Regions from separate parts of the Mus musculus genome. Here region 2 is linked to region 1. A link is a loop called in an ENCODE intact Hi-C map of the cell type or tissue named here. Cell type or tissue: left cerebral cortex. All regions are shown on one strand.

The links. Hi-C counts contacts between places; a loop is a spot of excess contacts. Peaks named below come from ENCODE experiments on the same cell type or tissue, not always from the same donor. Only the 100,000 strongest peaks of a DNase experiment are listed, where the experiment ranks them.
Region 2: it touches region 1 in a loop (4-fold over the local background); 3 of 42 quality-filtered maps call a loop at or near these places.

The regions. Positions count from the first base shown.
Region 1 is chr11:34,832,352-34,840,351 of GRCm38, reverse strand. Spdl1 (spindle apparatus coiled-coil protein 1) reads left to right here and starts at 6,711. Exons shown (of 12, transcript NM_027411.2): 1 at 6,711-6,864. In left cerebral cortex, CTCF peaks have their summits at 3,879 (motif pointing left), 4,500 (motif pointing right), 6,468 and 6,692; DNase peaks (open chromatin) are centred at 3,879, 6,656 and 6,942; H3K4me3 peaks cover 1,507 bases; H3K27ac peaks cover 256 bases.
Region 2 is chr11:35,807,088-35,815,087 of GRCm38, reverse strand. Rars (arginyl-tRNA synthetase) reads left to right here. Exons shown (of 15, transcript NM_025936.3): 13 at 5,288-5,460; 14 at 5,746-5,993; 15 at 6,497-6,707. The coding sequence ends at 6,606. Among named protein-coding and RNA genes, the nearest start is that of Fbll1, 12 kb to the right of the region's middle. In left cerebral cortex, no CTCF peak of the experiment used is centred here; a DNase peak (open chromatin) is centred at 3,190.

The DNA of each region.
Region 1 (8,000 bases):
AACACACACACACACACACAGTAAGAACTAGGCCAACTGAACTCTCTCTCTCTCTCTCTCTCTCTCTCTCTCTCTCTCTCTCTCTTTCTCTCTCTCTCTCTGGAAAGCTTAGTGTGACCAGTTCAAGACTCTAGAGAGGCCTTAAGACTTGAGATACTGCACTTTGACTTGGGTCAAATATATTAGAGAGGAGGCTCAGTATCACTAGGTAATATGGTTTGTTTGTTTGTTTGTTTGTTTATGTATGAGGATTCTGTGTTTTATGCATGAGAATTTGGGCTCATACTAGACCAAGAGCTGCAGTGAAATCTACAGGAATGTGGAATGGACGCTGGAAAGTGGGTTTATGCAGAAATACAATCTTGTAAGTAGACATAAGTAGAATCAATCTTGTAAACAAAAAGTGAGAATTTTTGTGTTTTATACACATAAGCAAACTAAAAGTTATGCTCTCTTCTCAGCAAGTGAAAGTCATAATGGGTGTAAACTTGTCAATCTTAAATCTAGTGTTCGTTGATCCTAAGATTATCTGGGGGAGTGGGGAGAGGGAAGTCAATTTAAATGTAGCCAGGAGGTTGTCTGAAACAGGGACAAGGAAAAGGATTACCCACAAGATGTCTGTCTTAGTCAGGGTTACTATTGCTGTGATGAAACACCATGATCAAAGCAACTTGCATAAAGGGGTTTAGTCAGCTTATACTTCCACATCATAGTTCGCCATTAAAGGAAGTCAGGACAGAAACTCAAACAGTGCAGAAACCTACAAGCGGAAGCCATAAAGTGACCCAGGTCAGTCAACAGGGTCTGAGAGAGAGAGGGGGGGGGGGGCGGAGAGAGAGAGGGAGAGAGAGAGGACTGAGGGGCAAGAGATGCGAAGAATAGAAACAAAACACACTATCAAGAATCAAGTCTCAAGTCTTGAGTCTCAAGTCTCATTTATTGGAAGGCAACTATAGCTATATATGCATTCACTGGGGAGTGCAGCTGGAGACGCTTAACCACAGGTCCAGGATGTATAGGAGAAAAAAACAAGATGTTATCAGAGTGTGTTCAGCTGTGGTGGGCTTCTTGTAAAAACATTATGCTAGGAAAACAAGTCTCTTGTCAGGGTGGAAAAGTACTGCCGGTAAGTAAATAGCTGCAGAGACAATAGCGGCTTTTGCTAGGAGTAGGCTCCCAACAACAAAAGGATGCTATGCTGCTTACTGGTTTGCTCTCCGTGGCTAGCTCAGTTTGCTTTCTGATAGAACTCAGGGCCACCAGCCCAAAGATAGCAGCACCCATGAAGAGCTGGGCCTTCCCATATCAATCACTAAATACAGAAATGCCTTACAGGCTTGCCTACAATCAGATCTTGTAGAGGCATTTTCTCAACCAAGGCTCCCTCCCCTCTGACGACTCTAGGTTGTGTCAAGCTGACATAAAACTAATGAGTACAATGTCTGATTCCCTCAATTTCCATTACCATTCACTGGTCCCTTCACCTAGGTCAGGCCTTCCTTTCCTTCAAAGAAGTCATTCTGTCTGGAAGTAAACAGAACTCCCAAATGTAAATATGGAAGTGAACAGTCTGGGTCTACTCAAGCTCTGATGGGGGTATTATTTTATTTTATCAACTCAATCATCAATGAAGTGTTGTGATCAGACCGATCCCCATTCCCTGCTCCAGTCCCTATCCATCACCACACCACACCCTTTTTTTTTCCAACATCACGTCTTCTTTTTCTAAATCTACCAAGTCTGCTTAGTGCTGCCAGTTTGTGCATGGTTGGGTGCAGAGCCACTCTTCGAAGCACGGGCATCCCTCAGTGACTGCATTTGTAAAGAAAATGGGCTCTCCTAGATGCCATTGATCACCAATTGCTCCTGTGCCGGAGCTGGGGCCTTGTGATCACTTGCTTTCACCTTGGTCTTGCATGTGAAGTCATAGCAGCTTTGAGTTCATGGGTGGGAGGGACCCCTTGTGTCCTGGAAAGCATTGCCTCAGAACTCACCCTTACCTTTGGCTCTTACCATCCTTCCGGCCCCTCTTGGGCAATGATTTCTGAGCCTTCAGAATAGGAGGTTGGTACAGATTTCTTATTCGGGGCTGAGCACTTGGAGACATTTATCCTCAGATAGAAGCATTACTGTATATTGGTTAAAATATTTTAACTTCCAAACAGCAGAGAACTTAAACCAAAACTGTTTGAACAACAGCCATACAGAATGATGGACAGCTATAGCTTCATGAAAGGCTTGAAGCACTCAGATAGCAAGAGCAGGACTCTTACATTCTCTGCTTACATCCCTGTTTCTTATTCATTTCTCAAGCCAGATGGCAGCTGCAAGCTATAGAGCACGACTGTTGTCTTCTTAGGTAGCCACACTTCAGTCCACAACAAAGAGAATTAATACAATCTATTTCTCCAAAAGTCCCGGGGGGCGGATCACACTGGCTTGTCATTCAGAGGCCATCTTTCAACCCGTTTCTGTCATCAGAATGGTGAGTACCCTAGAGGTAAAGTATACTGAAGCTGAAGGGCAGAATCAGCTGTAAAGACTCCACAGGGTGGAACATGGATGGAAAGGCGAATTGCTTATAAAATACACAATGCTTTGGGCAGGAAAAAGGAGCAAGTTAATCAATACATTGTACTGAGAAAGCATAACACTGCTGAGTGAAGGCTTCGTCCACTCAGACAGAAACTGGACTCATTAGGAGCTAACGTTGATGCAGGAAGAGTCAGCATGCCAGGCTTCCCCATTATTATTACGATTGAGCAGCCGAATCTGCTTGCTCGGACAATTATTTTGATAACTGACTGCCACATTGGGAGCTATGATGATTAGATTTCCAGTCTGTCTCATGTGTCTTCTTTCTCTTACTATATCAGTGGTTCTCAATCTGTGGGTTGCAACCTGTTTGGGGCCGAATGACCCTTTTGTAAGGGTCACCTAAGACATCGGGAAAACAGAGATATTTATATTATAATCCCTAACAGTGGCAAAATTACTGTTATGAAGTAGCAACGAAAGTAAACTTAGGGTTGGGGGTCACCATAGCATGAGGAACGGTAGTAAAGGCTCTCCGCATGCGTTAGGTTGAGAACTACTGTGTTCTTCTACCCTAGCTAGTCCATGGATTAGGACAATCCCTGTATCTTGCACCCAGACAGCTATTCCACACTTGTGGACAGTTAGTCCACAAGTTTCAATGAACACAACCTTTACCGTCTCTCAGCCTATTCTATCAATCATGGGACTTTATTAATTAATGCAGTTTTATTTCAGACTCCTCGGTGTCTCAGAGTCTTGTACTTGTTTTTGCCTGGCCTCAAAGAAGTCCCCCTCACAGCTCAACAAGGACATCAAAGGTATCCTCTGGGCAGGAACTGTTTGGTAGATGTCTCTCCACTAAACTCTAAGCTTTTTGATCACATGCCCTTCCTCTGTAGAGCCCTAAGCCATCACGAAACAGGTTCGCATCAAAATAAACAGCTTTCAAGGCACTGCAGCACCACCAGAACAGCATTCTAACATGGAGTTAGTGTGGTCACACTCAAAGAATGACGAGCTTCTCACAGCAACCAGCCTGCACTTGAGTAGCTATTGTCTTAGGAATTTTAACGGAGGGGAGAGTGGATATTTTTGTTGCTTCTCAGAATTCAGAAGCCTTTCCTATGCTCCGTGAACCCATTATCATGCAAGGAGGAATACGCCATCTCTGATGTAAAATGAAAATGGCAGACACAGAGGAATCCACCCCACCATAAACTTTTGGCATGTCAGCCATGCATGTGGACCTCAGTCTCATTTGGGAGACCTGTACTTCAAACTACTAAAGAGTGTAGGTTAATCTAGGAAGCTATCTAAAAATCGTTTCACTTGTGACATCTAGTGTCTGGACATGGTACTGGCTGTACTCTATCCAGGGCATCCCTAACAGTGCCTTTTAACTTCATGGAAAAAGATAAAAACCACAACAAATTTACTTTAAAGATTGTAAGTGACTTTTATTTATGATTCTAAGTTACAACAGTCCTCAGGATCTGAAGAGGTTTTAACAATTCCTTTCAACAAGATCAGGAAGTATTTGTGAATAGGAAACAAGTGAGACAGAGAGACCTCTTCAGGTCCCAGCTCAGCATCCACTTGATTTGAATCATCTGGCCACTGAAGATGGTCTTGAAGCTCAATTATTTGTGTGCCACTTAGTGCAAATGATTCCAGGTTACTTTCATGCAGTGGGCCAGTGTAGAAAGACGCGCCCAAATCAATGTTCTCCTATAAACTGCCTTTAACGATTAGAGAGAGAGGCCTTTAAGACTTTGTGAACATGGTCCTCTCCCTCGAGTCCATTTTTCCTTACTTCTGCCATCTTTCAAGACTCTGCTTAGTGCCAGTGCATTTGTAACTTTTTAAATGAATATCCAGACAAAATATACTTTTCCTTTTATGTAGGGTCATATGAATTTAAAAAAAAAAAGATTTATTTATTTTTATAAATAAGTACACTGTTGCTGTCTTCAAATGCACCAGAAGAGGGCATCAGACTTCATTATGGGTGGTTGTGAGCCACCATGTGGTTTCTGGGATTTGAACTCAGGTCCTTTTGGAAGAGCAGTCCAAAGCTTACCCACTGAGCCATCTCGCCAGCCCATGAATTTTTAATATATATGTGAGTATATTTGTGTGTGTGATAATTTCTACAGCCATGATTTTAAATATATATTTGTTGGGGTTCAGGAGTCGCCCACAAACCACACAAACACCAAGCTCAGTCAGACAGGGATGGTTTACTGAACACACACCCTAAGCTTGATCGATCAGGGCCATAGTTCAGAATCTGGCGGCCGAGGCTACAACTCCGAACATTTCTCAGGGTGTGCTTATAAAGGAAAATGCCACAATGAGCTCGTGTGCAGGTGCTGGAAGTGCTGTTCAGTGGTCAGCTCTGACTCAAGCTATTTTGGACATAACAGTTCATACTGATTTAATCTGATGGGTCCTATAGCTTTGTGGAATTTCTTAAGATTAACAATTGTCATACAGAACATAACAAGATATGTTATCAACATGACCTTGCTCTGAGTCAAGTTATTTTTCTGTGCCAATGAGTGGCAGGCATATCACAGCAACAGTATGAAAGAGCTGGCAGGCATGGAACAAAATGGCTACAGCTATGTTGGGGGGCACAGGCCTCAAGAATATTAAATATATGTAAATAATATACTGTGTTGTGAGCAACTCCCTGATAGTACGTTTAATCACACATCCTTCCAAGGTCTATGTCACTGCACCTGAGAGATAGTATGTGATTTAATATGTTCTCTCTGAATCAAAGAACAAAACAAGGAATTCATAAAGATTTTAGTTACAGGTATTAACTAGTCATGACTGGCCAACGATAGAGGTTATCTTCCTGACTCCTGAGTTGAAGAATCTGAGAATGATAGAAGAAATGGAATTTGCTTCATTTAATGAAGAACTCAGTGGTGATTATATCTGCTTGATGGATCATTGTTGTTTATCTTAAAACAGTTCAGTCCTTTAAAGTCTGGTCTAGCTCCATCAGAAATAACGGTCTACAAATGAAAATGAAGTGAGAAAGTCAAAGGGTGTGGAGCATCAAGATATTAAAACTCAATGGAGGCAATGCAGGAAAGGGGAAAAATAAACACTGACTACTGGACACTGAAGGTAAAAAATCACTGGGGTACAGTGCAGGATTGGCCTCATGATAAAACAAACAAAAACAAAAAGAAACGCTGGTGATCTTGTCAAGAGACAATTTACTGTACAATATAACAAACTAATCCCAGCACTCCCGAGGCAGAGGCTGGAGGATCTCTGTGAGTTCATCGCTTGTCCGGTCTGCAGGGAGAGTTCCAAGACAGTCAGGGCTACATAGAGACCCTGTCTCAAAAAGCTAAATAATAACGATGATGATGAAACTGAATAGTGAAAACCTTCTCAGACGTTTTGTTATATAAAGAAAAACAAAACGGGAATGTTACTGACTGGAGTTTCCGATTCACTTTTGGAATGTGTCACTTCGGCACCTTCATCTACAGAGGGCAAAGATTCAACACAGTAAACCACGATAAAAGACATAGAGCCAAGCCCATAGATAAAAAAGATATGATGCCAGGTGCCAGTTACTAGAGCTCTCCAGATTTCCCATTGCTTAAAAGTGTAAAGAATAAGCAAGTTTACAAGGAATTTCTATTTAGACACGCATGCCCTCGAGCTGTACTGCAAAACCAGCTGGGTTCGTCTCAATAGCAGTCCTATTGCGGTGATTTTGAATTACTTAGGTTTTCTTTGGAGGAGACTTTAATTTCCTCTGCGCAAAGTGCAAGGGCTGGCAGGGTGGTTCGCAGTCCTAACTGGGGCGAGCCCAGTGGAAGGTGGCACTGTGCTGGCCCTGGTGAGACTCAACGCCTTAGCTCCTAAAGGCGACTGCAGGCGGGCCAGCGAGGGGCTGACAATACCTTCCGACCCGGCGACACTGGCGTTGGTAAAGACGACAACAAATAAATAAACCAGAGAAACACACTTCACTAAAAGCAGACACTTCTAAGAAAACGAAGCAGCAGGAACGCCCAAAAGCCCAAGTCGCGGAGCATGCACATGCGCAGTCTCTGCAAGGCGCCCCACTCGTTTGCCCCGGAGGCGCGGATTGGACAAGACATCTCGTGAGAAACGTGAGTTCTCGCGGGAACCGTATTCAAAAATCCCCGGCGCTTACTTAGCAGTGCTGCTGCCGAGTGAAGAGGGAGTTATTTCTGTGCTGAGGTGGAGTTAGTGTCACGAATCTGGGAGTCCAGTGCTCTCCGGACAGGCCTCCGGTTGCAGCAGCCAGGAAGCGTGAGGAGAGAGGTAAGGGCGAGCGTCGGGAAGGGTGAACCGGGAGGAGGTGGGAGGAACGCCTGTTCTCAGGAACCTGAGTTCTCTGGAGCCGCCTTCCGGGTCGGTGTAGTCTTCGGTCGGACCGCTTCGCTGCGGGTTTGACTGCAGAAGGATAAATACGGTGCTGGGTGGTCTGGGACCTCCGAGTCTTGAATTCTCCAGTACCCTTAGCCAGTGGTGCAGTCTGAATTAACTTACAATTATGTAGCAGACACACAGGACGGAGTCTCATTGTAACATCTCATTCGCTTATGTTTTACTTATTTACTTTTTTTGTTGTTTTTCTTTTATTCACATTATATCCCAATCGCAGCCCCCTCCCCACTTTCCTCCCAGTCCCGCCCCCCAATCCCTATCCCCACTACTACCCCTCCCTCTTTTCTCAGAGAAGGGGAGTCGTGTCCCCCCCCCCCCCCAGTACCACCTCATCCTGGGACATCAAATCCCAGCGGAGTTAAATAAGCATGTTCCAACCAGGCGGTCCAGGTAGGGTAAGGGGTACAATGGCAGGCAGCAGAGTCAGAGACAGCCCTGCTTCAATTGTTAGGGGACCTGCAGGAAGACCAAGCTGCATATCTGCTACACATACGTAGGGGGCCTAGGTCCAGCCCCTGCATCCTCCTTAGTTGGTGGTTCAGCCTCAGTGAGCCCCCATGGGTCCAGGTTGATTGACTTGCATGTCTTCCTGTGGTGGCCTTGACCCCTTCAGCTTGCTCAATTCTATCCCCTACTCTTCCTCACGAGACTCCCAGAGCCCTGCCTGATGCCTGATGGGCCTTTGCTTCTGCTTCCATCTGCTGCTGGGTTAAGCCTCTCAAGACACAGTTATGTTAGGGCTGCAAACATAGCACGGGGTCGTTAATAGTGTCAGGGGTTGGCTCTCTCTCATGGGATGGGTTTCAAGTTGTGCCATTCAGTGGTTCTGCTCCATCTTTATCCCTGAGCCTCCTATAGGCAGGAGAACTTTGGGCTTGAAAGTTTTGCTTGGGTTTGTTTATTTATCTATTCAATGATTACAGATTGCAGTGGTAACATTTTGGATGTTTGGGTTAAATGTTTTCACTTGTACTTATTTGTGAAAATGTAACTACCCCCACCCCCCAAAA
Region 2 (8,000 bases), 970 kb before region 1:
ACTGTGTAGTCTCCCTTTATAGCCCATTTTGATCTTGAGCTCAGTGTTCAACCTGCTTCCCAAGTGCTATCTTTTTTTTAAAATATTATTTATACGACTACACTGCAGCTGTCTTCCGACACACACCAGAAGAGGGCATCGGATCCTATGACAGATGGTTGTGAGCCACCATGTGGGTGTTGGGATTTGAACTCGGGACCTCTGGAAGAGCTGTCAGCACTCTTAACCACTGAGCCATCTCTCCAGCCCCCTAAGTGCTTTCTTTATATGGGAGTATGCTACTGCGGCTACAATGAGCTTTTGTTAATCAGTAAACATGCAGTGGCTTTCGGTTCCCTCATCAGTGTGTCACAGTTTTGTGGCAGGCAAGATTAGACTGCTGTGAAGCTCTTCAGCTCTTCTGTATTTTGCTAACTCACCATGTATCTGAGGATAGACTTGAACTACTAATCTCCCACTTTATGGGTATTCTAAATGAATCTTCCTGCAGTTGTCTTGCAATTTGGTGTTTTCTTGGTTTCAGACAATTAAGTTCTTACCTATAGGTGAGGGCTTTAGATAGGAAGGTGCTAAGGGTTAGTCCCCTATAGAATATGAATTCTCTTGGTGGTTCTACACAAGCTACACAGGTAGCTCTCTGTAGTTGGGTTCCATGTCTTTGAACATTCTGTGAGCTAGCGGTGTCCAAATTCATAGCTTACCAAACAGGAGGTCTGTGACACAGCTGATCGTGTTATTAGCAGAATCACATTGACTTAATTTATATTTGCATCCTACACCTGCATTGAAATTAAGAAAATATGGGAGGGTATAGGGGACTTTTTGAGATAGCATTTGAAATGTAAATGAAAAAAAATCTAATAAAATTTTTTTTAAAAAAAAAGAAATTAAGAAAATATTAAAAGTGCATTGTGGGTGTCACCAAAAACTACTCCCCAGGTGCATGAGGCTGGCATCTCACTGTTTCACTAAACGTTTGTGTTGTGCACAAGGTAGCCTGAGACTGGTGGTCCCTTTAGGCTTTCATTTTGTTGTTCAACGTAGACTTTTATCACTGATTAGGTTTACTGATTCTGTGAAACTTTGGATTGGAGGTACACAAAAGAATTTAGGATATGGTAAACAGGAGATAGTTTACAACAAATCTTCAGAAACAGTAAGCAAAGCCAGGTGTTGTATATATGCCAGTAGTCTTGATGTTCAGGACATGGAAGCATTAGAATCACTTGGGTATAGGCGTTTAAAGCCATCTCCACACAGATCATTTCAGGGTTTTGCGTGGTCAGGGAGGGTGGGATAGGGTCTTCCTGTAACCTGGTCAGGCATGACCTATCATCCACAGCTGTAGTTTTTCTAAAGCCAGTTTGTCAAGTGAATTGTAAGTGTAACAGAAAAGGGACAGTGACAGTTACATAGACATTCTTGCAGATGGAAAGCCAAACCTGTAGCTAGTGTCACTATAAACCTGGCACCCTTGAAACCAGGTATACATAGGCAGGAGCTTACTCTGTAGGCCAAGCTGCCTGTGAACTTAGCGATGCTCCTTCTCAGCCAGTATGAGTGTAGAGCTTACTCAGTATGTAAACACAGTGGCATTACTGCTGGGCAGTGGCTTTATTTCCAGCACTCAGGAGGCAGAGATGGACAGTCTCTGAGTTCAAAGACAGCCTAGTCTACAGATTGGGTTCCAGAACAACCAAGGATACACACAGAAACCCTGTGTGGAGGGAAAAATGGTATTACCATTTTAGCAAAGTGTCTGTGTAGCAAGGCTTGTGATCCCAGCACTTACTCAGGAGGCTGAGATAAGAGCACAGCTTTCAGGCCAGCCTGAAAGTACATGTAGCAAGACCATATCTAAACAAACAAGGTATATTCATGTGCCACCATTCCCAGTTCATACAGAATGAAACCCAGGGCCTGTGCATGCTAGGCAGGCATTCTACCAACTGAAGTGCATTCCCATAGGCTTCTAACTTGAAAAAGGCACACATACCAAGTTGCTATTAACTATAGTTGAATTTAAAGAAGCTACAAGGTCTGCAAGTTAACTCCCATTGGGTTGAAGCAAACATATCTTCAAGACAAATTTTGGTGAGAGTTCATCAATGAACAAAGAAATTCAGTTACTTTTATTGGATCTTAAGATTGACTTAAAAGACAAAATGTTATGGAAAGAGTATGGGGTATGGAGTGCAAGACTCTGGCCGAGCTAAGCCTCTAACCCAGCATTTGAGGGCCTGGGCAATGAGATCGCAGTTCCAGGCCATCCTGTCCCAAGCAAACTTTTGGCCTTACATTGTCAGTGTTTCTCAGTCAGCGTGTCTCCTTGATTAGGAGCTTATCTGGACAAGATGAACGAGACAACTTTCAGAAGCTCCAGGAACCCAGAGAGAAAATACAAATGGTGTCAGCTTCATACAGAACTTTTATTCCAAAGGAGCTTGCACTGAGAATATTCATCTACTAGGCAGAGTTAGAAGTAATTGAAAGATTTTAGTTTGCTTTCTAAACCTTTCAAAACAGTGTCGGTCGGCACTGGGCCCCAGGTAAAGAGGCATGACCCCTTTTCCTTATGTAAAGAGGGCCATTTGGAGAACCCAGGCAGAGAGAGGACTACCTGCTGAGGATTCTGAGTGAATACTGTCTTACAGAAGAAGATGGACAGAGCTAGAGCTCTTAACAGGGAATGGGTGACTAGAGAGAAAAGCCTTTCTCAGAAGCTTTGCAAGTAAGTATGGAAACAGGAAAGCCTCCCACAGGCTGCATGTGGCACCTGTAATTCTAACAGAAGGAGTCTGAGGCAGGAGGATCACTTCAAGGCCAGCCTGAACTACATAGGATGGCCTTGTGTCAAAAACAGAAAACAGTTTTAGAACTAAAAAGAGTATTTAAAGACAGGATCATTGCTTTAAGCAGAATTAGATTCCGATCTTATGTCAACGTGCTAATGTTTGGGTTTTAGCAGCATTTCACGATTGCTTTTCTGATCATAGATTTTCTTAAGATCGGTCATGGTTGCACATTGCCTGTAATGGTGGGAGGCAGATGCAGGACAAGTGCAGAGATCCAGTACCAGCTTGGTTCTGAGTTCCTCCCAACCAGGCTACATAGCAACACCAGATGTCAAAAACTGGGAGTGGGCGGTAGGGCCTTCCATGCCTTATCCAGCTTATTCTGGTCCCTTACAGCTTGCATGGGCTTTTAGTTTACCGCTGCTTTTGTCACATCGTCAGACTGTCTTAGGGATAATTTCTTTCTCCCACGTGAATCCTTTCTCAACCTAGCCCCTCCCACCTCGTTTTTATCCCTCCCTAGAAACACTGTTTAAAGAATACTCTTGGGAGTGGCTCTGTCAGTAGATTGCTTGTCTAATGTGAGTGAAGCCCTGGCTGGGTGTGATCCCCGGCACTACAAGGCACACACCTGCAGTCCCAGCATTTAGCCGCTGGAGACAGGAGGAGCAGGAGTTGGAGGTCACATGACTCTGAGGTGAGCCTGAGTTACCTGAGACCTGATAAACAGTCTGCGTTGTACAAATTGTTCCTGTTAGAGTGTATGCTACCGTTCCGTGTGCGGCCTTGCTTCACAGTGGGCATTGGGTTGGGGTTACTACGCTGGCCAAGCTGGCCTTACATTTGTGAAGCTTCCTTAGCCTTCAGTCCCTTGTTTAAACAGTTACCAGATTTGCATGTGACCTCAGTTATTTTTCAGGTATTATATGCTGATTTAGTTATGAATAGGTATCATTTAAAGTTATTTTCTTGTGAAATAAAGTTACATTGCATCACTTAATGGACAAACATGACACTACACTGTCACCTGCAGAGTGGCTGAAACGTGTAATTAAATATCTAGCAGGTAAGTATAAACCTGCCTGGCCGGAGACCCCAGGCAACCTGTTATTTTATCAATTAACTTAAAGCCAACACATCTTTTACTAAATCGCTGTAATAGTTTCAGCGTGCGCGCATGCTTATTTATCTGTAAGCAGTGTGAATAGAGTTCCTTGGAGAATCTTAAGCATAGACCCAGCCTGTAGCTTGTATCATCATATGTTGAGAGGGCTACCACTTTGAAATCTAAATTGTTGCGTATGACAATCCCTGTACTAGCCAGGTTGGAAAAATCCTCTCTTGTCAACCAGTTCCCAATCCCAACCCCTGATAACAGAACTCCAAGTGACTGAATTTAGTAACAAAATTGTTTGCTTCTTCAGTTAATTGATGTGCATAGGAAACATCTTAAGTCTAAAACTATGACTAGCATAAAATTCTCTGTTGAGCAGTCTCAGCAGTGTGTGGATGGGGTTTTATGAATTACCTTGAATCATCTTTTGTGCGGGGTTGAGCCAGTGGATTGAGGTTGCTTGCTAGGAGCATGAGCAAGTTAGCAGTGGCTGCCCCACTGAGGAAAGCGCCTCCCTCGCCCCAGCAGCTCCTGGGACTGGAGGGGCCTTGTAAGCCTTTCCTCCACTTCCTGAGCCTCATAAGGAGGCTGTGTGCGGCCCGAGCAGTAGTTGGTCTCTGCTGTAACCGCCAGACTTTGAAAAGAAGCTTTTCTGACCAAAGCCAACAGCACTACTGTATGGGCATGAACCAGTATTCGTGATGGGCTCAGCAGACAGTGACCTTGCGCCAGTAGACGGCATCAAACATAAATCCCCTCTTGTGGAGCAAGCCTCCTCAAGCCAAACAGCCATGCTGCTGTTGCAGGAGGGAGCACCTCTTACCTGGCGAGGGCAATAGTGAGTTTGCGATGACAGCCCGGCCCTCTGCTACCTCAGTCCGCAAAGGAAGCGTCCGGGTCAGCTCTAGCTTGATTTCTATAGAGTCCCTCCATTTTTCTTCTCCCAGCTTTGATGACCTGCTTATCCAACCTTTAAGTGAGTGTCTCAGTGGAAGAGTAAATCTGCTACAAGCCAGGGTATGATGGTCAGTCTGAAATACTTCGGGGTTTTCATACTTTTAGACAGGGCCTCCGTAGCCCCAGCTGACCTGGGACATGCTATTAAAAGACGTGGACAGTTCTTGTCTTCCACCCCTGGAATAGCGTGAAGTAGATATATAAATCAGTGTTGTGTTATAAATTGGAAAGTAAGCTGACACTCTGTATACATTGTCTTTAACATGCAGAACGAATCAGTTCGCTTCCACTATCTCCTTCATACAGTGGCCCTGTCACTCCTTTGCTCTCTGTACTAATTGATAGTAACTCCTTAATTGCCGTGGACTCTGTCTCCTACCTGTGACACCCTGGGACAAGCTAAGTGTTTGTTTTCCCAAAGGTCTTAACTGAAGAGGAATTGAAAGCAGCTCAGACATCCGTTGCATATGGCTGCATCAAATACGCCGACCTTTCTCATAATCGCCTCAATGACTACATCTTCTCCTTTGACAAGATGCTGGATGACAGAGGGAACACAGCTGCTTACCTACTGTATGCCTTCACCAGAATCAGGTGACTGCTCAGACACTTATGTGTGCAATCAAGTGTTGATGCTTCCAAAATGGTGTTTATTGTTTTGGTTTTTGAGCCAGAGTCTTGATAACATATATACATGTATATGTGTGCCCCAGGCTAGCTTCTGACTTGTGATCCTCTGCCTCCCAAGTGCTGGGGTTACAGGTCAGCTCTGGCACACTGGGCTGAGAATGCATTTTAATTGCTGCTATTTTCTGATCAGTCATGCTAGATTGTGTGCTTCTGTGTGCCTGACCAGAGGGTGCTTACCTGGTGTTGCAGGTCTATTGCGCGCCTCGCCAACATTGATGAGGCGATGCTACAGAGAGCCGCTCGGGAAACCAAGATCATTTTGGACCATGAAAAGGAGTGGAAGCTGGGGCGGTGCATCTTACGGTTCCCCGAGATCCTCCAGAAGATCTTAGACGACCTGTTTCTCCACACCCTCTGTGACTACATTTACGAGCTGGCAACCACCTTCACAGAGTTCTACGATAGCTGCTACTGTGTGGAGAAAGATCGACAGACTGGTGAGTGCCTCACTCACTGTCCATCTTGGGAAGGGGGCCACCAGGACATTTGTGTAAAGACTAAGGAATTTCATGGCCATCTGAAGCATATGTGACTGACAGTTGGAAATGGGGCCCGTTCCGTCGGTTTCTCCACCTCTGGGCAGTTCCTTGGGAAATGAATGTGAAGGGCACTGGAATAGGATGCTTGTAGTACAGTGTGTCTGAGTGTTGTTGCTATGGAAACACCCACTGTTGTTGATGTCTTCATGTTAGCAAGGCAAGCCTGAGAACAGAAGCAGTCCCTGGGGTGGGTGTCCATCACCAGCGTGGTACACAGTCTCTTCACGTGTAGCCTTAGGAAAGCACTGCAGGTTTCATGGAGAAATGTAGCCATAAATGTTCTTTGTAGTTGAAGATGATCTTAGTTAGGGCCCCCCAAATGCCTATAGGTTGCTATCTTTTCAGTTATTTAATGACTTTCACACTGAGAAGTAAGTTAACGTCTTTCTTTTTCTTCCCAGGGAAAGTATTGAAAGTGAACATGTGGCGGATGCTCCTGTGTGAGGCCGTGGCTGCTGTCATGGCCAAGGGGTTCGATATACTGGGGATAAAACCCGTCCAAAGGATGTAATCCTTACGCTGGGAACTGTTTTTACCAAAGCAGCCATTAGTACTGTTTGTTTTTTAAACAATCATGTGCACACAAGAGTAGTAAAAGAATTTTCACAGCTATGCCAGGTGTGTTTCTTTGTCTCTAACAGAATCGATTCTAAAAAGAAAATTACTTTCATAAAGATGCGGGCATCAGAGTTGGAGAGCGTGTTTGGCAGGGATCCTAACTTACTGGGCTCTAAGGTCATGGTCCTCTCCACTCCCACTCTTTGGTTGAAACTTACCAGTCTTACACGTTACAGAGTCCATCATTACAGATTGTTCTGAACCCAACGCTGCGTACGTGGCTCACCCTCAAATTCCATTTTAGTAAAGGCAGCAAAACCAAGGTTAGGGGGACAAGAAAATAGTCGCTCAGGTTACCTCCAGTCTAGTCGGAGAAAGAGCGGCCATTCCTGGGTTCAGCATATCTTCTGCAGAATAGCAGGAATTCTGTTAGCAAAGCGAGCAGAAAGTAAGAGGGAGTCAGGAGGACAGATGGAGAAACACGGGAAGTAGAGGGAGGAACATTCAGTTTGAAAGGGGTTTTTTGAGGAGAGGGCATTTTTTGAGGGGCATTCCTAGTAGGATGTCAGCTGGGTGCTTTCTCTGCCTCTCATCAGGCTTTCACCCCGGCATCTCTTGAGCCTCACAATTCTTAACATTAGCACAGCTAACAGTCCGTAGTGGCCTTTACTCATTCAAGTGAAAGGAAGAGTCGCATGTCTCACACTTGAAACCAACAATGCTTACACTTGGTGAGAAGGTTCATTCCAAATAGCCATGCTTTAAATGTACAGGAAAAGCTCTTGGAAATTAAAAGTGCAAATTCCATTGAGCACGGAAATGGAAAGGAAGTCCAAGAGCCTCAGAGCAGCTGGGCCCTAACTCTCTGAGCAGGGCAGGCTGATTGCGTGCCGACATTTATTTCCAAGAACTGGGCAACAGCAACCAAATCCAAGCTCAGAAGCTGTCCCACCACACAGCCTGAGGCAGGGACAATGCGTCAGCAACAGTTTCCAGACCTCCCCAGCAAGTTTCCAGCCTCCACACCCTGGAATGCCCATAGAGATGGACCCAATAGATTAACATAGAGGTCACCTACCCCAGAATTCCCTAATGTGCTTTAAATCAGGCCTGCAAGCTCACTTGCCTGTCTCTCCATTCTGGTAACATTCTGGTAACGGGAGACCCCAGGCATGCTGGCCTCCTGCAGAATAAAACACTCTGCATTTACATACTATTTTGAGTCTAGGGTATCACTCTTGGGCAAATCATGGCCCCTTATATTCCTTAATTCTAAGAAGGAAGCTACAGAAGCAAGGTGCAGTGCTAGTCCAGGAAGTTACAAGAAAACAGTCAACTCCACAGTGT